2 separate regions of the Homo sapiens genome follow, and region 1 is linked to region 2. The links are chromatin loops, found by intact Hi-C in ENCODE. Cell type or tissue: PC-3. All regions are shown on one strand. Each heading gives the region's core, and the rest is flanking DNA. Links, peaks and the distances in the headings are about the cores only.

What was found. Hi-C counts contacts between places; a loop is a spot of excess contacts. Peaks named below come from ENCODE experiments on the same cell type or tissue, not always from the same donor. Only the 100,000 strongest peaks of a DNase experiment are listed, where the experiment ranks them.
Region 1: a loop joins it to region 2, with 4 times the contacts of the local background. A loop is called at or near these places in 5 of 110 quality-filtered maps.

Annotation. Positions count from the first base shown.
Region 1 is chr1:233,312,151-233,323,195 of GRCh38, reverse strand. It overlaps a transcript of PCNX2 not described here. Among named protein-coding and RNA genes, the nearest start is that of MAP3K21, 10 kb to the left of the region's middle. In PC-3, for the core only: no CTCF peak of the experiment used is centred there; no DNase peak of the experiment used is centred there; H3K27ac peaks cover 1,201 bases.
Region 2 is chr1:233,419,518-233,430,562 of GRCh38, reverse strand. No RefSeq gene overlaps it. Among named protein-coding and RNA genes, the nearest start is that of MAP3K21, 97 kb to the right of the region's middle. In PC-3, for the core only: a CTCF peak has its summit at 5,537 (motif pointing right); no DNase peak of the experiment used is centred there; H3K4me3 peaks cover 329 bases.

The DNA of each region.
Region 1 (11,045 bases), core at 1,709-9,708, 110 kb after region 2:
AGTGGGATAAATCAACACCACAAACAGCCTTATGTCATTTCAAGTCAAGTTTTGATGCCAAATGAGTTCTGGTGCCACCTTCCAAAAACAGGTTTTTATTTTCAGAGCTTCTTGGGTTTTAGAATTGTGGATGTTTATGGGAAGTGTTCAAGATACTTCTTCCCAGGCTTTGAGCTTGGGCAACTAGGTGGATATTAATGATATGAAATGACCTGGAATATTGTTTTAGAGAAAAGGTAATTTATTGGTGTGTTGCTCTGAGGCAACTGATTATAAAGATGGAACGGGAGAGAACCAGGAACTCAGAAAGACGAAGAAGGGTAGAGGAAATCGTATTTTGGAAGAAGTGTCCTAAGCAGCATGTCAGGTACTGAAGCAAACTTCGCTCTTGGGTCATGCAGAGATCAAGGGTGGGGAAGTGCTGGGGCAGGGTGGGGGTGCCTTTGACTTAGAACGTCCATCTGAAACTATATCCGTTTCATTCATGCTGGCTGACTCTGTGCTCTGCCCTTCTGCTGCCTGCCAAAACAAATCTCATCACGTTCCAGAGGAATCCAGTCTGCAGAATCTTCTAGGTTAGGTAGACTTTACCCCTCTCTTGAGTCGAACGCCTGGTACTAAGAGGAGTGCCAAGTGTCTGTAACCCTCCACACCACAACTCAGATTCCTCCTCCTTGATCACCGACCAGTGTGATTCTCTGGGACCTGTTCCCCATCTGGTACCTCTGAGCAGGAAACTGTCCCAGATGAGAGTCTGTCTTGTGCTTGATTATCCTAAAATGTATCATTTGTTGCTTCGGTGCTATTTTTAACCCCCCAAATCTGGCATTTGGAGAAAAGCATTGGTGTCGTGCCCTACTCATAGGCATGTACTGTAACCACATCTGCTCTTTCGAGTCCAGCACAATCCACCAAGGACATATATCGCAACACAAGAACAGAGAGCTAAGACAGAAATCGGGTGGCAAATGTATATTTAAACAGATGGTGGCAAGAATGAGAAAAGGAAAGAGTTTAAAAGAATTAGACAAAGAGGACAAAAAGTTAGTGTCCAGGAAAGAAGGAATGGCTGTATGGGGTTGCTCTTTTATATATGTATTTGGATTCTCCAATGCTGGTCTTGAAAGAAGAATCAACCCTTAAGAACCACCTTCTGTTTGGGAATCTTTAACTAATTACTGCTTCGCTTATTATCTTAGCTCAGCAGTTCTTAGTGTGATCCGAGGCCCCTGAGAGACCCCTGAGATCTTTTCAGGGGGTCTACAAGGTCAAAACTGTTTTCCTAATTCTAGGAAAATGTTATTTGCTTTTATTCACTCTGTTGACATTTGCACTGATGATGCAAAAAGCAAGGATGAGTTGCACAAACCAAGGTAGTGGCTTCAAACTGTAGTATTCTTCAGTGTCATGCACATGCAGTACAAGAAAAATGCCAGGTTCACTTTAAAATGTCCCTGACAAAGCAGTAAAAAATACCGATTTTATTTACTCTCAAATCCTCAGTACAGGTGATTAATATTCTATATGACAAAATGAGAAATGCATATAAAGCATTTCTGCACACCCAAGTATGATGACATTTTAAAGAAAAAGCACTTGACTGGGCGTGGTGGCTCATGCCTATAATCCCAGCACTTTGGGAGGCCAAGGTGGGCGGATCACTTGAGGTCAGAAGTTCCAGACCAGCCTGGCCAAAATGGTGAAACCCCATCTCTACTAAAAATACAAAAATTAGGCAGGCATGGTGGCTCCCGCCTGTAATCCCAGCTACTTGGGAGGCTGAGGCAGCAGAATCACTTGAGCCTGGGAGGCAGAGGTTGCAGTGGGCCGAGATCATGTCACTGAACTCCAGCCTGGGTGACAGAGCAAGACGCTGTCTCAAAAAAATAAAAAGAAATAAAAAGCGCTTGGGTAATTCTTTGAGTTGTACATTGATCTCACCTGCTTTTTTAATGGAACACCATTTTTACTTGAAAGAATGATTGATAGACAAATTATAATTATTCAGACTTGGATATTAAGAAGACATTTCACCTATAGTTCCAGCTACTCGGGAGGCTGAGGCAGGAGAATGGCGTGAACCCCGGAGGCGGAGCTTGCAGTGAGCAGAGATCGCACCACTGCATCCAGCCTGGCGACAGAGCGAGACTCCATCTCAAAAAAAAAAAAAAAAAAAAAAAAAGAAGACATTTTCTTGAAAATGAACAAAGTGAATCTCTTATTCCGTGGAAAACCACTGGCAGTATTTGTTACCAGTGTTAAAATTTGAGCTTCCAAGCAACAACCAGGATTTTAGAAAGCTTTTAGCTGCTAATATGAGCTCAACAACTTTTCAAATACTTACAAGACTTTCCTGATAAGATTGGTAGTGATATCAATTAATGAGATTTTTGATATTGGGTAATGAGATGTGGCAACATTTGGAAAATCTAAATAGCTCAGAGAACCAATATGTTCCAAACGACCAATGTCATTTTGGTATCTCCAAAGTATGCAAAAAGATCCATTCAAAGTGTATTAAAGAAAAGTTCATTAACAATGGTTTCACATTCCACACTGCAACTAATCTTTAAGCGACTACTACTTTTTTATGGTATCAAAGAATATCCATGGTTACCTGAAAAGGCTGTTAAAGATACATCTGCCTTAGAAAAGATTAGTGGTTATCAAGAGTTAGAGAGGTGAGGAAGGAGAAAGGGAGGAAAGGAACAAGTATAAAAACAGTAGCATGAGAGACCTGTGGGATGGAACTGTACTGTGTCTTGACTGTGATGATGGTTACATAAATCTGCATATGTGATAAAATCACATAGAACTAAATATACACACACACACACACACACACGAATGTATGTAGGACTGGTGAAATCTGAATAAAGTCATTGGATTTTATCAATGTTGACTTCTTAGTTGTGATATTGTATGGTAATTATGCATGATTATTGCATAATTATTGCATAATAATTATGCATAATTCCATTGGAGAAAATCAGGTGAAAGGTTTTAGGATTCCTCTGTATTATTTCTTACAATTGCATGTAAATCTACAACTCCATCCAAACAAAAAGTTAAAAAAATGCTTTGCCTTTTGCAAATACATATCTTTATGAGGCTAGAATTTCTCCATATACTTCAGCCAGGACAATATATTGCAACACGTTGAATGCAGAAACATATAAGACAATGCAGCTGTCTTCTATTAACCCAGGCATAAAAGAAATTTATAAACATATGAAACAATACCAGTCAACTTACCTATATGTTTTAGTTTGGGGAAAATGAATTATTTCTAAAAATGTATTTAATGTTACCATGTAATGGAATTATTAATGTTATCTTTAAAATAAAGCTATAAATAAATATTTTAGATGTCTCTGTTTTAATTTCCAATACAGAAGTGATTGATAGTTATGAAGCACATACACAAAAACTCTTTGAGGTTTTTAATAATTTTTAAGCACATTAAGAGATCCTGAGATCAAAAAAATTTGAGAATTGTCCACAAAGGGAAATAAACTCTGCCGATAAAGCACTTGTTCAAGTGAGGGCATAAGACCCTTTGTTCAAAACCTTGTGATAACACGGGCAGTACAGACAAAGCTGGGTCATTTAAGAAAGATGTTACTAAAGGCAAATGAGACTACGAAATGGAATTCAGCCCTCACATTAACCCAGAACACCTGGCTTTCTCTCTTGGGCTTCCACTTAGACCTGACGACCATAAGCTCAGAGCGTGATTATGCTTTTCCTCTCTCTTGCACCTGCTTTGACTTCAGTTTCCTGTCTGAAAGGAGCCTCAGTAGCTAATACCAGAAAAGATAATCCCTTTCATAGGAGATCTAATCTACCTGCGGGAGCAGTCATGACCCTAGAGAGGAAGAAGAGGAAAAAGTTGCCACGGGAATTGGTGGTGAAGAAACCTCTGACGTTTACAAATTCAGCTTCAGTAGTTCAAAACCATGGGGGGGTGTGGTTTACAGTGAAAAAATGAGGGATGAGGAAGTGGAGATGGTGGGCATTAATCCAGAGTTGTCCTTGCCATCGAGGGTCTTACAGAGTCAAGATAAACCAGTATAAGGAGATAGCAACCCGAGAGAGGGACAGGCTTTGTGGAGTGGATGGAGTTGTGGAGCAGCTGAAAGATGGTGGGTATCAGTGAGGAGGGTTGTGTGAGGTGGACAAATGTCCTGGATTCCTGGTCACAGGACATTCAGTGCTGAAGTCTTGGGGTGGCTGGTCACCCTCAGTATGAGAGAGTCTTGCAGATGAAACGTAAGTGGGGACTTCTGGGTGGGTAGGATTAGGTAAGTGAAAAGGGATGGGAATGGCTGGGCGCAGTGGCTCACGCTTGTAATCCCAGCACTTTGGGAGGCTGAGGTGGACAGATCATCACTTCAGGTCGGGAGTTTGAGACCAGCCTGGTCAACATGGTGAAACCCCATCTCTACTAAAAATACAAAACTTAGCCAGGCATGATGGCAGACACCTGTAATCTCAGATGCTCAGGAGGATGAAGCAGGAGAATCACTTGAACCTGGGCGGGGGCGGAGGTTGCAGTGAGCTGAGATTGCATTACCGCACTCCAGCCTGAACAAGAGTGAGACTCTGTCTCAAAAAAAAAAAAAAAAAAAAGAAAAAGAAAAAGAAAAAGATGGTGGGGGAGTGATGCAATCATGAGGAGATGGAGGAAGAAACTATTCATAGAGACACAGAACAATGATTATGGGTTCACCAGCCATTGAGGTCACTCAACTAGAGAAAAGGATATTTTCTTGGAAGGAGCTGAGAAAGGAAATATGAATAGAAAGACCTTAAAAATGGTCTGAGATATCTGGATATGAGGAGAGATGAAAAACTGCAGCGGTTAAAGGGAGGGGTGAGGAAAAATAGTCCCTCAAAAACTGTATGTGAATTCTTTAAAAAATGGAAAACTTTCTGGGATATAAAATGTTTCCCCCAACTTTTAGTTATTTTTCCCCAAACCTTTCCATTTCTAGAGGTAAAACACACAATTTTAGAGATTATTAGTAGCTCAATAGGATTGCCCATATCAGGCCCCGTGCCAAACTTCTTGAGACAAAAAGCATCTGGATTGGTATCCTGAAACTTTGGAAATGCCAGCTGTCATACTTACCTTGGATTACACTTGGGAGATAGGGCAAGTGTGTATGTGTGTGTGTTTTACCTGGGTGGTATAATTTGGTGTAACCCACCATCAGTTGCTGAGCAATACAAGGGAATATAACACTGCGATTAACAGCAAGCATATGCAGGAAGACATGGACTCCAATCTTGGCTTCGCCTTTGTTACTTGAAACCTCGTCTTTATTCCCCTTTGTAAAATGGTGGAATAATAGTATCTGCCCTGTGGTGTTGTTTTGAGGATTCATTGAGCTAATGCATTAAAGCATAGCATTTAACTAGTGCTAATACATATTAGCTGTTATTTTAATATTAGGTATTGTTTATGAAGGACTTATTGAAACAGAAAATTCAATAGAAGGCATATTTATCCCTTCTCCCCCCGCCCCTCATTTAGTATATTTTCCTACACCAAAGATCAATTTCACTGTGCCAAAAAAATTTAAACATTTTCCTTAGGATAGTCAGAATTAAAAGTTGGATTAGTAACTTCCAAGACTCTCAAGTATATCACATCTAAAAACATAATGCTTTCTGAGCAAACCAAATTATACATATATGAGATTAATTGTAACTTTTATCTTGTTGTCATCAGTTTTTTTTGTTTTGGTTTGGTTTGTTTGTTTGTTTGTTTGTTTTTGAGACAGAGTCTCGCACTGTTGCCCAGGCTGGAGTGCAGTGGCACGATCTCAGCTCACTGCAACCTTTGCCTCCCAGGTTCAAGCAATTCTCCTGCCTCAGCCTCCAGAGTAGCTGGGATTACAGGCACCCATCATCACGCCCAGCTAATTTTTGTATTTTTAGTAGAGACAGGATTTCACCATGTTGGCCAGGCTGGTTTTGAACTCCTGACCTCAGCTGATTCGCCTGCCTCAGCCTCCCAAAGTGCTGGGATTACAGGTTTGAGCCTTTGAACCCAGCCCTGTTGTCACCAGTATTCTGACTTACTCATCATGAACAATGCTGCAATAAATCCAAGTAATAAGAATATTCACTTGGTTTGTAACAGATTGGACAGAATATACAGAAAGATTAGTTTCATCATTTGATACCTATTTTTGTGAACGTCAAGCATTAATTCTAGTTATTTGGAATATAATGGTGAATAAAACAAAGTTGCCTGTTACCATGGAGCTTATATTTTAGCAGGATCAGATGAAAAATAGACAGGATGAATAAGTAAATTATGTAGTATGTTAGATTTGATAATTTCTTTATAAACATTAAGAGGAGTGTAAGAAAAGATGGGTAAGATGAGTCAGGAATGGGGAGGGGGTTAACCTGGTATTCAGTAGGGAGGACAGAGTAGCCTCATTGAGAAGATAAGATTTGAGCAAAGACTTGAGGGACAGGAGGGGTTTGGCAAGCAATTATCTGGAGAAAGTTTAAGTGAACAAATACTACAAGGGAGTGTTTCGACTTTCACATTATCTGAAGGCCCAGTTCATTATGTCAGTATGACAGCTGAGTAATTATAAATGAAGGAGGTGTTAGTAAAAAATAGCATGAAGTTCTTTTTGAAGGTCTTGTGAGCTTGTAAATTAGCCTTTTTCTCTTGACTCTGCTTCTCTGGTTCATTTTCATGCATTTAAAGATGTGGGGTCTTGAGCTTCAGTTTAGTGACAGGTTAAAACAAACAAACAAGTGAAAAAAAAGTGCAGTTAAACAAGTAAGAATAATGACAACAATGCTGATGGTGGTGATGATACGGTAACAGTAATAAGTTAACATTTATTGGCATCTGTTGTTAGTGTCAAAGCTTTGAATTCAGCCTGTGTTAGGTTACTCTTTATTCTCATAGCTTCAGCTACCTTTCAGCTTTAGACAGAGTAATTGTGATTTTTAGAATTTTTGTAACTTTAATCAGTGGACAGGACTGGAGCCCTGCCTGTTCATGCTTAAAGTTACAGATTATAGCAAGGGCCGCTGAAATGGACAATGAGCTACTTCATTCAATAATGCAACAATGTAAAAACCTGAGTGGTTCCAGAAAGCCCAGATCTTTTGTAAACCCTGGAAGATATCCTTTCTGAAGTAAACTATCAAGCTCATGACCTTGGACCTGAGATAGGAAGGCTGCCATTTACCCTGAGTTGCCATTTTTGCACATTTGTCTGATGAAAATTGGTTTTATTGTATTTACAATTCATTGGACTCTTTTCAAACATAATGACTAATTCTTCACAACCTGCTAGAAATATTAAACAAAGGACACAGAGGACAAAGATTTTTTTTTTAAAAAAAGGTTAGTCATCCTTCTAAGGTCACAGAGAATAAATCATAGAGAAATTGGTTTATACTTGCTTTGTTTGTTTTTTAAATGCCAAAAGTTGGTCATACTACCTGTTTTTGTGAGTTAACTTTCTTTCCCTGCGCAAATTTACTCTGTAGTGACTTATATCTTATTTGTTCTATGAAAATGATGGTTTTCTGTATATCAGGTCTATTTTTGGGAGGTGTAACTCCCTCAAAGTGGACTGCGACATTCATTAAAAGCTGAACTTACACCACTGACCATTTTAGAGACCTTGAGATTTTATTCAATTCTCCAAATTTTTCATCCACATATAAAATTAGACTAATATTAACATACCCCTTTAAGAATACTATATAATGACTACAATGAGAAGTAATGAGATGATAAAATTGAACAGCTCTTTTGAAATTCTCAGAAGAGAAAGACTAAATAAATCCAATCATTTATTTTGTTAATGCATGAAGCGTATGTTAATTTAGCACAATCTGTGTAGTTCCGGTTTCTTTCATGAAATAATCTCTGTTTTTTCTGCAGTATTTTAAAATATTTTCTGACATTTCTAAAGCACTCTTAAATTAACTTATCTGACCTTTTCTTCTCTTATATGTGAATGCGGAACATACCAGCTATGACTGCTCTGTTTGAATCCATTCCCGTTGCTGCTTTATCTAACCTCATGGTTATCACTTATTCTCTGTAAGAATTTTCAGTGCCCAAAGACATAGAATCTGCATTACGATGTGCCCTTCCTGAATGTATGGATGTTGTTGTTACCCTATAGGGTCGTCTTTGTTATCCTGAAGGCACTGGTGAATGTGAAGTACTTTGAAAACTATAATGTGCCATATAAATGTGAAGTATTATTTGTGGTTGCTACTTAATCACAGGGTCATTTGAAGTCTTCCTAATCTTTTACAATGTCACTTGATAAAGGTGAGGGTTCAATGAGTGAAAGTTTCCAGTAAGTATCCCTTTCAGGGGTATTTCCTTACCTGAAAATTATCTTGGACAAACTGGTTTTCTGTAATAACGTAAGAATATCTTTTTTTTTTTAAATAAAAGCCCCCAGCCTAATGCAAAGATTTCAAATTAAACATCTTGAAAAAATATTGACAAATTATGGTTTTGAGCCACAGCTTCCATTTATACAGAATATTGATTCTCCTTCATATTAACTTTGGTACTGAAAACTTTATTTTTCCTACTTAGATGGATTCTAACCCTACTTTTGAAAGCAAAGTTAATATTCTCTTAGCTGTTAATTATTCTCTTGATCAGTTGCCTCCATATTTTTAAATGTTTTCCACGTAGAAGTAACCTAGAAAAACTTGTATGTGTGTTCTCTTAGTTATTTTTATATACATATCTTTAAATAAAATGAAATAAAATACACATTTTGAAAAGGTCATATACACAAAAGGATAATTTGAAAAGTTAAAATTCTCCCCCACACTGTTTACTCCCCAGCCATCCATTTTCTTGCTTAAGAATTTAATTTGTATCTTTCCAGAAATAGATGTACACAATACATCCAGAGATAGATGTATGCATCTCTCTCTCTCTCTAAATATATATGTATCATATAAATTTAAAGGCAGGACATTAAAAGTTGCCTCATTGTCTTTAACTTTTCTGTAGTACTCACTGTCTGCTGCATAATCGTTTCTTTAATGACTGCCTTTGATGGAAATTTAGGCTACTTTCAATTTTCTGTTATCACATACAGCCCTGCAGCAAATATCTTCATAATTTGCCATTTGCACAAGTGCCTGCATACAAGTAGGTTAAATTCCTGCGAATGGGATTCCCGAGTCAAAGGGCACATGCATTTGTAATTTTGACAGATGTGGCTAAATGGGCCTCCACAGGAGCTAGGAAACTTTACACTCCCACCAGCACCTTTCTCAACACAGCAACAACTTGTCTTTTCCCAGTCTGATAGTGGCAGCTGGTCTCCCATAGTTGTAAAGTGCGTTGCTTATTGTGAGTGAGATTGCACATTTTTTCCTATGTTTGGGTCATTTAATTACCCTTACTGTGAACTACCTGTTATTTCTTTGTCCATTTTTGGTTGGTCTTTTCTTACTGATGTTTAGGAGGTCTGTGTATACTAACTTATATGTCTTGGTCATGAGGTTCACATATTTTTCCTGATTTGTCTAGATTTTTTCTTTTTCTTTCTTTCCTCTTTCTTTCTTCATTCCCTCCCCACTTTCTCTTTTTCTGTCTTGCTTGCTTGTTTTCTTGCTTTTACTTCTACATAGTTGAATCTGTTGTTGAATCTGTTCCTTTATTGTTTCTAAGTTGTAGTACAAATAGTCTTTCCCATTTACTGAAAATTATTTTCCATAGGTTTTCTTCTATTCCATACCACTTCCTGGTTCTCTGTTCCATCTCACTGACAAGTCTGTCTACCTATCCCCCCATGCCACAATATTATAGTGTCTGCTGGGACTAATCTTGGCTAATATTTTTTTCTAGAATTTTCCTGGCAATTCTTCTTTGCTTATTTATTCATACTGAATACAAACTACACTCATGCATGTGAGCAGTTCACAGATCAAGGAGCGGAGCATTGCCAGAAGCCCAGAAACTCCCTGTGCTTCCTTCTAATTGCTGGCCTGTCATAGCAAATTAAGTTTGCCTGTTTTCTAATTTCATATAAACAGAATCATATACTCCTTTGAGCTTATTGAGATCAACATTTTATTTCTAAGATCCATCCGTGTTGTGATGTGTAATTTTAGTTTCTTCCTTTAGGTTTTCAAAATTGAGATAATGTTAGAGTTATAAGTCAGTTTAGCAAGAGTTAGTATGACACTGAATCTTCTGGGTACACAGTGTCTATGCCTTTCCATTTGCTTAGTCTTTTTTTTTTCTTTCGGTTACATTTTAAGGTTTTCTTCATATGAATTTTTTTTCTAATCCATTGACTGATGGCCCAGAACAATATAAATAATAGTCTTACTAATGGACATCCAAAATTTCCCTATTTTACTAGACATCCTTTACATATTGACCATCCTTGTACTCTGGGGATGAACTCTCTTTGGAGTTTTATGTGTTGCTACATTTGTTTCTAATACCTAATTTGGATTTTTACATCATCATTCATAATTGTGATTGAGTGTAGTTATGGATTTTTATTGAATTTTTGGAATGTTTTATGCTACCTTCATACAGAGAATTTGGAAGGGTTTTTCGTCTTGTTTAGTGTTCTGAAATAGCTTAAGTTACATTGGAATTACCTATTTCATATTTCATAAAAGTTGATGTAAAAATCTGCTGTGAAATAACTTGGGCCTGGTGCTTCTTGAAATTATAGTTTTGTAATAATATTCTCTATTTCTTCTACAGATCATTTTTCTCTTATTTCAATAAATAAAGACTTTTAGTATCTTCTGGGGTATGATTTGACAATGTATATTTTTCTAGATAATTATCCAATTATATCTAGATTCTACATTTATTTGAATACTCAAAAGCAAAGTATTCTCTTACGATGTTTATATTTCTTCTTGTTCTGTTTGTTTTGTCCTTTTCATTTCCTTTGTGCCTATTTGTCCTTTGCCCTTTGTTTCTGCTTAAGTTGGCTATTAATTTATCTATTTTATTGTTTCCTATGCCCACCCCCACCAGCTTTGTA
Region 2 (11,045 bases), core at 1,764-9,763:
GTTAATGATTTGAAGGATAAAAAGTAACTTATCTGTGGATAAGTGGATGTGTTAATTTCTTCAAGTAATGGAGCTATGCTTTAGCTATTGGGAGATGGAAGATATCAGAGCTATTTGTTTTCTGCTTATGACAATGCTGGGTTAACCTGATTGAAATTAACAGTCTTGCTAAGAAAACAACACAAACTGTAATTTTAAAAACCTAACAAGGATTTGAAAATAAAATTATACACCAATCACCCTTACTTACATTGTTGCAAAAATCTTAAATAAACTATCAGCTAGTCAAGTCCAGTGCTATATAAAAAGAAAAATACATCATGACCAAATTAGTTTATTCTGAAGTTGCAAACATGGTATAATATTAAAAAAAACTATCAATGTGATTTTCACGTTAACAGAAAAAAAGGAGGAAAAATGGTGCATTTATCTTAAATAAAAAAATCTTTTGGTAAACTACAACACCTGTTTTGGAATCAAACTAGGAAAAGAAGGGAAATTCCTTAATCTGATCAAAGATATCAACAAAAACTTACAGTGAATATCATTTGTAATAATGAAGGTTTTTTTTTGTTTTTGTTTGTTTGTTTTTGAGACAGAGTCTTGCTCTGTTGCTCAGGCTGGAGTACAGTGGTGCGATCTCAGCTCATTGCAACCTCCGCCTCCCAGGTTCAAGCGATTCTCCTGTCTCAGCCTCCTGAGCAGCTGGGATTACAGGCGCCTGCCACCACCCTTGGCTAATTTTCGTATTTTTAGTAGAGATGGGGTTTCACCATGTTGGCCAGGCTGGTCTCAAACTCCCGACCTCAAGTGATGACCTGCCCACCTCAGCCTCCCAAAGTGCTGGGATTACAGGCATGAGCCACCATGCCTGGCTATAAAGATGAGTTTTTAAAAGCTTTTCACTTTTCTACCTTTTGCACCTTGATCAGGAACAAGACAAGATTACATATCTGCACCACTGCTATTCAACATTGTCCTGGAGTATTAATGACTTTAACAAGTCAACAAAAATATGTAACAGAATAAATACTGGAAATGAAAAATATTATCATGATCATTTTAATAGCATATCCAAAAATTCTACAGATAATTATAGTTTACAAATGATGTTAATAAATCATTGTATTCTTATTCAATATAGAAAGCAATTCTATTTCTGCATACCAATAACAAAAGAAAGAAATTTAAATACCACTTACAATAGTATAAAATATCATCAAATGCCTAAGAATATATAGACGTAATCTCAACACTGAAAACTTCCAAACATCATTGATAGAAATTAAAGAAAACTTAAATAAATATAGGAACTTGTTATGTTTGTAGATCAGAAGACTCAAAGTTGTAAAGATGTCAACTATTCACAAATTGATGTAAATCCAAAGCAATCCCAACTTTAAAAGATCCCACAACGTGTGTGTGTTTGTGTATGTGTGTGTGTGTGTGTGTCTCAAAACTGGGAAGCTGATTCTAATATTTATATGAAAATAGAGAGAGTTGAGAATAATAAAAAAAGAACAAAACCTAATTTATAATTCCTATAAGATATTAAAACTTATTTTAAGCTACAGTAATTAACTCTTACTAGTGGAAGGGTAAACAAATAGAACAAACTAGACTTCAGAAACATATCTACATGTATACAGACTTCTGGTTTAAGATTTGATTTGCAGCATGTGACATTTACAGTTTTGCTCTAATGCTGTGCTCACTCTTCCACCCTCCATCATAATATAGTCAGATGAGATCCAGGCCATTTGGACATCCTGCAGAACGTCACATTGTTGTTGTACATGTGGACATTGTGTTGATTCAGTCAGATAAGCCCCAAGGTAGCTAGAATTCTGGAATCCTTAAGAAACACGCACCTGAATTGGGGTAGACCTGATTCCGAGCCCACACAAGTGGTTGTTGGCGGGACTAGTTCCTTTAGGATTGTTGGTCTGTGGGGCCTCAATTCCTCACTGGCTGTTGATCCAAGGCCATCCTTAGTTCTGTGTCTTGTGGTCCTGTTCACGGAGAAGCTCACAATATAGCAGCTGGCTTCCATCAGCATGGGCAAGGCAAGAAAGAGTAAGCAAAAGGGGACATGGTCTTTTGTAACCCAATCTAAGAAGCAACATCCAATCACTTTTGCCCTATGCTCTTTATTATTAGAGGAGTCACTAGGTCAGTCACTAAGACCAGCCCACATTCAAGGGTAGGGAATTGCATAAGGATATGAATACTCCAAGGGGAGAGTTGTTGGGATTCATTTCAAAAGCTGCCTGCAACAAACTCTGAATTGCCAATGTAGAAATGTTAAATGGGAAAAATTTACTTTGGCCCCTGTAGCCTTAACTCTTGGTTTAATGCCCTGCTGCAACTAAAATATTATTTTTAAGATTTACCATAGAGGAAATGAGGAAAAGAGGCTTATTCAAGTTTATCTTATCTAACATAAGAGGCACATGACTTAAGCTCACATTCTTGCTGCTATCTCAACATGCCAGCTCTTACTTCCTATGAAGAAGAAGGAAAGAGGGAAGACCTTCTTACCTACTGACAGATGTTAAAACTAAGCCGAGGTTTCCATGGAGTAGATGTACTTTTACCTATTCCTCCTACTAGATACACTAACCACCCCCCCCCAAGAGTTATATATAAAACAAATATCAGAAGACTCTAAACAATGACAAAAAGGAGGCAGTCTGTCCAGGGACCTTAAGATCCAAAGAATCACATGATTACATGATGGTGAGTTCCCTGGGGTTGTTTGCTTCATCTTCTGTTTTTGTTTCGTTTTGTTTTTGCTTTATATACTCCAGACCTAGAGATGAAGAAGCCAGCAACCTGGAATTGCCATCAAATGCTGACACAAAAGTTCCTACAAAAGCCAAGGAAAAGGGGAATCTAGCAAACCAGAAAACTTTTACACAACTACCACTCTACTTCAACAAGTATCACAGGTAAAACTGTACCTCCACTCACATCCCTACCAGCAAAGGCCAAGCAGAGAGTTCAGACTTTTACCCTTGCCCAGTTATAAAGAGGGTCCCCAACTCCCCCACTGCCATAGTGTCAGAGAAGGCTTATTAGGGAGCTAGAGCTTTTATCTCCATCAGGTGGTAATGAAGTTGTCTTCAGTTGTCAGTGGAGACCATGTTGGAAGCCTGGACTTCTATCTACCCCCACCCAACAGTAATGTGATGCCCCTCTCCTTCCTGCTGGACTGGTATTAGGGGAGGCCTAGTGAAGAGTCAGGATTTTTAACTATCAAAGGAGGCTAAGGGGGAACACAGACTTCTACTCCCACTTGGCAATAACAAGGTGGTGACCCACTTTCCCTGTCAAAGCAGTGTCCGAAGAAACCAGCTAAAACAGAAGGTATAAATAAGATCTAGAATCTCACAATGTAATAACCAAAATGTTTAATTATCAATAAAAATATCACTCATTCTACCGAAAACCAGGAAGATCTGAAATTGAATGGAAAAAAGGGAATCAATAGATACCAAAAACAAGATGGCAGGTATGTTAGAATTATCTGATAAATATATTATCTAGCAGATTCTACAAAATTAACAAATCTGATAAATTATCTAACAAAGCAGCCATCATGAAATGTTTCCATAAATAATTACAAATATGTTTGGAACAAACAGAGAACAGAGCCTCATCAAGGAAACAGAAAGTCTCACCAAATAAACAGAACATATAGAGAAAAATCAAATGAGAATTTTAGGACTGAAAAATGCAATGATCAAAATTAGACACTCTTCAGCAGCATACAGACATAAAAAAATTAAGAATTTATGGATAGGATCAGCCAGGTGTGGTGGCTCATGCCTGTAATCCCAGCACTTTGGGAGGCCAAGGCGGGCAGATCACCTGAGGTTGGGAGTTTGAGACCACCTATCCAACATGGAGAAACCCCGTCTCTACTAAAAATACAAAATTAGCCGGGCGTGGTGGCACATTCCTGTAATCCTAGCTACTTGGGAGGCTGAGGCAGGAGAATTGCTTGAACCTGGGAGGTGGAGGTTGTGGTAAGCCGAGAATGTGCCATTGCACTGGGCAACAAGAGTGAAACTCTGTCTCAAAACAAAAAAAACCTCATGGATAGGATCAATAGCAGAATGGAGGGGACAGAAGAAAGAATCAGTGAATGGGAAGTTAAACAACAGAAATTCCCCAATCTGAAATACAGAGAGAAAATAGACTGGAAACAAAACAAAACAAAACAAAACATGAAGAGCCCCAGGGCTAGGTAAGGCTATAACAAAAGATCTAACATTCATGTCATTGCCATTTGAGAGAGAAGAAAGAAAGTGAGGCTGAAAAAGTTCTCAAAGAAATAATAGCTGAGAATCTCCCAAATTTTGCAAATGATATAAACCTGCCGACCCAGAAGCTAAGCAAACACCAACAGGATAAACCCAATACACGTCAAGACACCATAATTAAACATCTGAGAACAAAGACAAAGAAAAACTCAAAAGAAATCAGAGAAAACAATACATTACCTATAGGTGAAAACAATTTGAATGCTAGCCAATTCCTCATCAAATATACTAGAGATCTGGAGGAAGTGGCACAATTTTTTCTGCAAGTGCTGACAGAAAAGAACTGCAATCTCAGAATCTTATATCCAAATAATGTTCAGTAATGACAGAAAATCAAGACATTCTCAAATGAAAGCAAACAGAATTTGTTGTTGACTGATCTACTCTAAAAGAATGGCTAAAGAAAATAATGTAAACCCAAAGAAAATAATAAAAGAAGGAAAGGAGGGGCCTATCAAGCTAGAATACTTTTAGACAAGAACCACCCTATTTTAGCTAAACATCACTGAAAAACCTGCGGCTCCATATCAGGACAACCAGCAGGAAAAAAGAATGTGGTAAGCAAAAATATAGGTAAATATGATAGATATTCATTCTTCCCTCTAGTTAGCTGAATTATGTTTGAAGTTGTAAGGGAAAAAAATGGCACTATCTGATGAGGTTCTAAATGAATATAGAGGAAATATTTAAAACAATTATAAACAGGGAAGAGTAAAGATGTGTAAAGTATGGAAAGTTTTCTATACTTTACTCAAACTGGTAAAATGACTACACCAGTAGACTATGAGAAATTATACAGTGTAATACCTGGAGCAAACACTAAATAAGCTCTGTTAAAAGGATACACTCAAAACCACCACAGATAATTAAAAAGGAAATTATTTACAATATTCAAATAACATATAAGAAAGCAGGTAAAAGAAAACTAGAGAAACAAAAAAATAGCAGAAAGATGATTATTAGTTTTAAAAAACAGAAAATAAGTTGACAAGGATATGGAAAAGTGTGCATTGCTGATGTGAATGTAGGAGCGTACAGTCACTATGGAAAATGGTTTGGTAGTTTCTAAAAAAAATCAAACATGGAATTATCATATGACCCAGCAATTCAATTTCTGAGTATATACCCGAAATAATTGAAAGCAGGGACTAGAATAGATATTTGTACATGCATGTTTATAGCAGCAGTACTCATAATAGCCAAGAGAGGGAAGCAATCCATGTCCATCCACACATGGAGGGATAAACAAAATGTTATACACACATACAGTGAAATTCAGCCTTAGAAAAAGAAAGAAAATGCTGACACATGCTACAACACGGATGAATTTTGATGATGTTATGCTAAGTGAAATAAGTCAGTCACAAAAGGGCAAACACTGTATGATTCCAATTACTTGAGATATCTAGAGTATCAAATTCATAGAAACTGAAAGTAAAATGGGGGTTGCCAGAGGCTAAGGGGTTCAGGAATGGGGGTTAATCTTTGATGGGTGTAGCGTTTCAGTTGGGGAAGATAAAACATTTCTGGAGGTGGATAGTGGTAGCAGTTACACAAAAGTGTGAATGTACTCAATACCATAGAACTGTACACTTAAAAATAATAAAGTTTATGTTATGTAAATTTAACTACATGAAAAAGTAGAAATGGAAAATAAAAAATAACATGGCAAACTTAAGTCCTGACATACCAGTAATTACTTTAAATTAAATAGTCAAGTATACCATTAGAAGACATATTAGTAATGTGGATGAGAAAACATGACTCAACTACGTACTATCTACAAGAAACTCACCTTAAGTATAAAGATATAGGTAGGTTGAAAGCAAAAAGATGGAAAAAAGTATATTATGCAAACATTAATCAAAAGAAAGTAGGAATGGCTATACTAATCAGATTAAGTTAACTTCAGAGCAAAAAAATTTACCAGAGGCAGAGACAGACATTATATAATGATAAAGGGATCAGTGCACCAACTGGACATAGTAATCTTAAGTGTGTATATACCAAACAATGGAACTGCAAAATATGTGAGGCAAAAACTGATAGAAATGAAAGGAGAAAAAGACAAATCTATAAGTATAGATGGGGACTTCAATGTCCCTCCCTCTATAATTGATTTAAAAACAGCAACAGAAAATCAGCAACCATAGAAAAATTCAACAAAATCATCAACAGATAAATTCTACTTGACAGTTACAGAATATTCCAACCCAAAACAACAGAATATGCATTATTTTCAATTGCCCATGGAACATATACCAATATATATCGTATCTTGAGCCATAAAACAAACCTCAAAAATTGTAAAAGAATTAAAATAATAAAAAAGTTCTCTGATCACAATGGAATCAAATAAGAAACCTATTATTTTCCTGTTGATAAATACATCAATTGATTTATTGATCTATTGATATATTGTTACTTTAGTTTGGATGTTTGACTCCTTCAAACCTCATGTTAAAATTTGATCGCTAATGTTGGAAGTGGGACCTAATGGGAGATGTTAGGGTCATGGCGGTGGATCTCTTATGAATGGCTTGGTGCCTTTCTTGCATCAGTGAGTGAATTCTCACTCTGTTAGTTCCCAAGAGAGCTGTGTTTTTTTTGTTTGTTTGTTTTTGTTTTTTTGTCCTTTTTTTTTTTTTTTTAACAGCTCTCTCTTGCTTCTTCTCTTGCCATGTAACCTCTGCACACACTGGCTCCTCTTCATCTTCTGCCACAATGGAAGCAGCCTGACACCCTCACCAGAGGACAAGCAGCCTGCAGAACGGTGAGCACCATAGTTCTTGTATATCCTACAGAACTGTGAGCCAAATAAACTTCTTTTCTTTATAAATTACCCAGTCTCAGATATTTCTTCATAGCAACACAAATGAACTAAGACAATTGTTACAAAAAAAATTATAGAAAAATTCCAAACACTTGGAAACTAAACAAATACTTCTAAATAATAAATGATTCATAGAAGAAATTTCAAGAGAAATTAAAAATGCATTGAACTGAATGAAAATGAAAATCAAAATTTGTAGGACGCAGCTCAACTTGTGCTGAGAAAGAGAGTCTCAGCACTAAAATACATGTATTCCGAAAGAGGAAAAGTCTCAAAGCAATCATTTAAATCTACCTCAAGAATCTACAAAATAGGAGCAAAATAAACAAAAATCGAGCAGAAGAAAAGAAATAATAAAGATAAAAGCAGAAATCAATGCAATTAAAAACAGAGAAGCCGGGAGAAAAACAAAGAACAAAGAGCTAATTCTTTAAAAAGATAGATAAAGTTGACAAACCCCTACCAAGACTGAGAGAGATTGAGAGAGATAGGAAGAGAGGGAGAGGATGCAAATTACCAAAATCAAGAACAAAATGAGGGATATAACTACAGGCCCTGAAGCATGGAAATGATAAAAGACAAATGCTGCAAAAAATTCTACAGACATAAATTTTATAACTTAGATAAAATTAACAAATCTCTAAACATGTACACACAACTTATTCAGCTTGCTAAATATGAAATCAACAATTTGAACAATGCTATAATTACTAAGGAAATTCATAATTGTAAACTCCTACAAAGGAAATCTTTAAGTCAAGATAGGTTCTGTAGAGAATTCTATCAAATATTTAAATAATTAACACTAATTCTACACAAACTCTTTTACAAAATAGAAGAGAAGGGAAACCTTCCCAATCCATCTTAAGAAGCTAATTTTATCCTGACACCAAAACCAGACAAAGATAGTGCAACAAAAGAAAACTGCAGACTAATATTCCTTGTGGTTATAGACTCTAAATATTAGCAAATTGAATTCAGCAATACAGAACTAAAGTGGAGCTGTCTCAACCTGATAAAGAGTATATACGTAAAACCTAAGCTAATACCATACTTAATGGTGAAAGACCGAATGCTTTCCTCTAAGGGTAGGAACAAAGCAAGGATGTCTGCTTCTACCCTTCTTATTTCAACATAGTCCTGGAAGTCCTGGCCAGTGTAATACGGCAAGAAAAAAAAAAAAAATAAAAGGCATACTAACAGGAAAAGATGAAAAAATAAAATAAAAGATGAAAACTGTCTCTATTTGCAAATGATTTAATTATTCATGTAGAAAAGCTCAAGAAATGTACAAAATCCTTCCAGGTCTAATATGTGAATTCAGCAAAATCACACAATTATAAGATAAACATACAAAATCAATTGCATTTCCATATAGTAGGAACAAACAAAGGGACACCAAAATTATAAATACAATAAAATTTACAATTGCTCAGAAAAATGAAATACTTTGATGTAAATCTAGTGAAATATATACAGGACTTGTATGTTGAAAACTATGACATGCTGATGGAAGAAATCAAGAACTAAATAAATGGAAAGAGTTGGATTTTCATGGACTGAAAGACTCAACATCTTTACTGATGTCTGTTCTCCCCAAATTGTTATACATATTTAATTAAATTTTTATCAAAACTCAATAAGATTTTTTGTAGATAGAGACAAGATTATTCCAAAATTTACATGAAAAGCAAAAGGATTTGAATAGTAAAACAATTTTGAAAAATAATAACATTGGAGGAATCAGTCTACCCAATTTCAAGATTTATTATGTATCTGCAGTAATTAAGACTGTGATATTAAAGGAGGATAGACACATAAATGAATGGAACAGAATAGAGAATTCAGAAACAGACCAGCACAAATATTCCCAAATGAATTTTTGCCAAAGGCACAAAGGGCAAGTGCACATTCACAGTCAAAAAGAAAAAAAAAAAAGAACCCTGATCAAAGTCTCATAGCTAATAAAAAAAGTAACTGAACATGGATCATAGACTTAAATGTCAAATGTAAAACTTAAAAGGAAAAAAATGAGAAAGTATTCTGGCTCTAGAGCTAGGCCAAAGTACTTAGGCTGAACACCAAACACATGATTCATAAAAAGAAAAATTGATGAATTGGACTTCATCAAAATTTAGAACTTTTGCTTTGTGTAAAACCTTGAGAAGAGGATAAAAATACAAACTACAGACTAGGAAAGATATTTTCAATCCATATATCTAATGAAAGACTAGTATCTTCACTTTGTAAAGAACCCTCCTAACTTAATGGTGAAAAAAAAATCAGTTTAGAAAATAGACAAAAGACATGAAGAGATGTTTCACTGAAGGGGACATACAGATGACAAATAAATCCATGAAAAGATGATGAACAACATCAGCCAGTATGGAAATGCAAATTGAAGCCACAATGAGATATCACTGCACACCTATTAGAATGTCTAAAGTTAAAAAAAAAAAAGAATAGTAACAACACCAAGTGTTGGTGAGAATGAGAAGAAACTGGATTGCTAACACCTTTCTGATAAGAATGTAAAATGGTACAGCCACTGTGGAAAATAACCTGGCAGTTTTTAAAAGCACTAAATATGCAGCTATCATATGACTCAGCCATGACACTCCTGGATATTTACCCCCCCTCAAAAAAATTAAAACTTATGTTCATGTAAAAACCTATACACAGTTGCTTATAGTAGCTTTATTAATAATAGTCAAAACCTGGAGGCCGGGCACAGTGGCTCACACCTGTAATCCCAACACTTAGGGAGGCCAAGGCAGGTGGATCATCTGAGGTCAGGAGTTTGAGACCAGCCTGGCCAACATGGTGAAACCCCATCTCTACTAAAAGTCCAAAAATTAGCTGGGCATGGTGGCGGGTGCCTGTAATCCCAGCTACTCAGGAGGCTGAGGTGGGAGAATTGCTTGAACCCGGGAAGTGGAGGTTGCAGTGAGCCGAGATCACACCACTGCACTCCAGCCTGGGTGACAGACCAAGACCCTGTCTCAAAAAAAAAAAAAAAAAATCTGGAGACAACCTAGATTTCCTTCAATGGGTGAACGTTTAAACAAACTGTGGTATCACCATATTATGAAATACTACTCAGCAATGAGAAGGAATCAAGTCCTGATACACACAACCAGTGAAATATGCTGAGTATAAACAAAGCTAATCCTAAAAGGCTGCGTCGTATTGTATGATTCCACTTGTATTACATTTTTAAAATTAAAAAACTGTACAAATGGAAAATAGATTATTGGTTGCTGGGGAAAGTTTGGAGGGAAGAGGAGATGCAGAGAGCAGTGAGTGTGTTTATAAAAGAACAATATTAAAAATCCTTGTAGAGATGGAAATGCTGTTTCTTGACTGTGTCAATGTCAGTATCCTGCTTGTTATATTATACTGTAGTTTTGAAATATGTTACTACTAGGGGAAAATGGATAAAAAGTACATGGGTGTTTATGTTTGCATGTGAATCTAGAATTATAGTAAGATAAAACACTTAATTAAAAAAAAAAAGCTAAACGGCCGGGTGCGGTGGCTCGTGCCTATAATCCTTGTGCATCATGAGGTCAGGGGATCAAGACCATCCTGGCCCACACGGTGAAACCCTGTCTCTACTAAAAATACAAAAATTAGCTGGGCGTGGTGGCGTGTGCTTGTAATCTCAGCTACTCAGGAGGCTGAGGCAGGAAAATCACTTGAACCAGGGAGTTGGAGGTTGCAGTGAGTCGACATCACGCCACCGCACTCCAGCCTGGCAACAGAGCAAGACTCTGTCTCAAACAAACAAACAAACAAACAAAAACTAAACATACAATTCAGGAATTCTGCTTGTTTCAAACTGATATATATTTGCTGTAAAATGGATAGGGAATTTAGTTTAA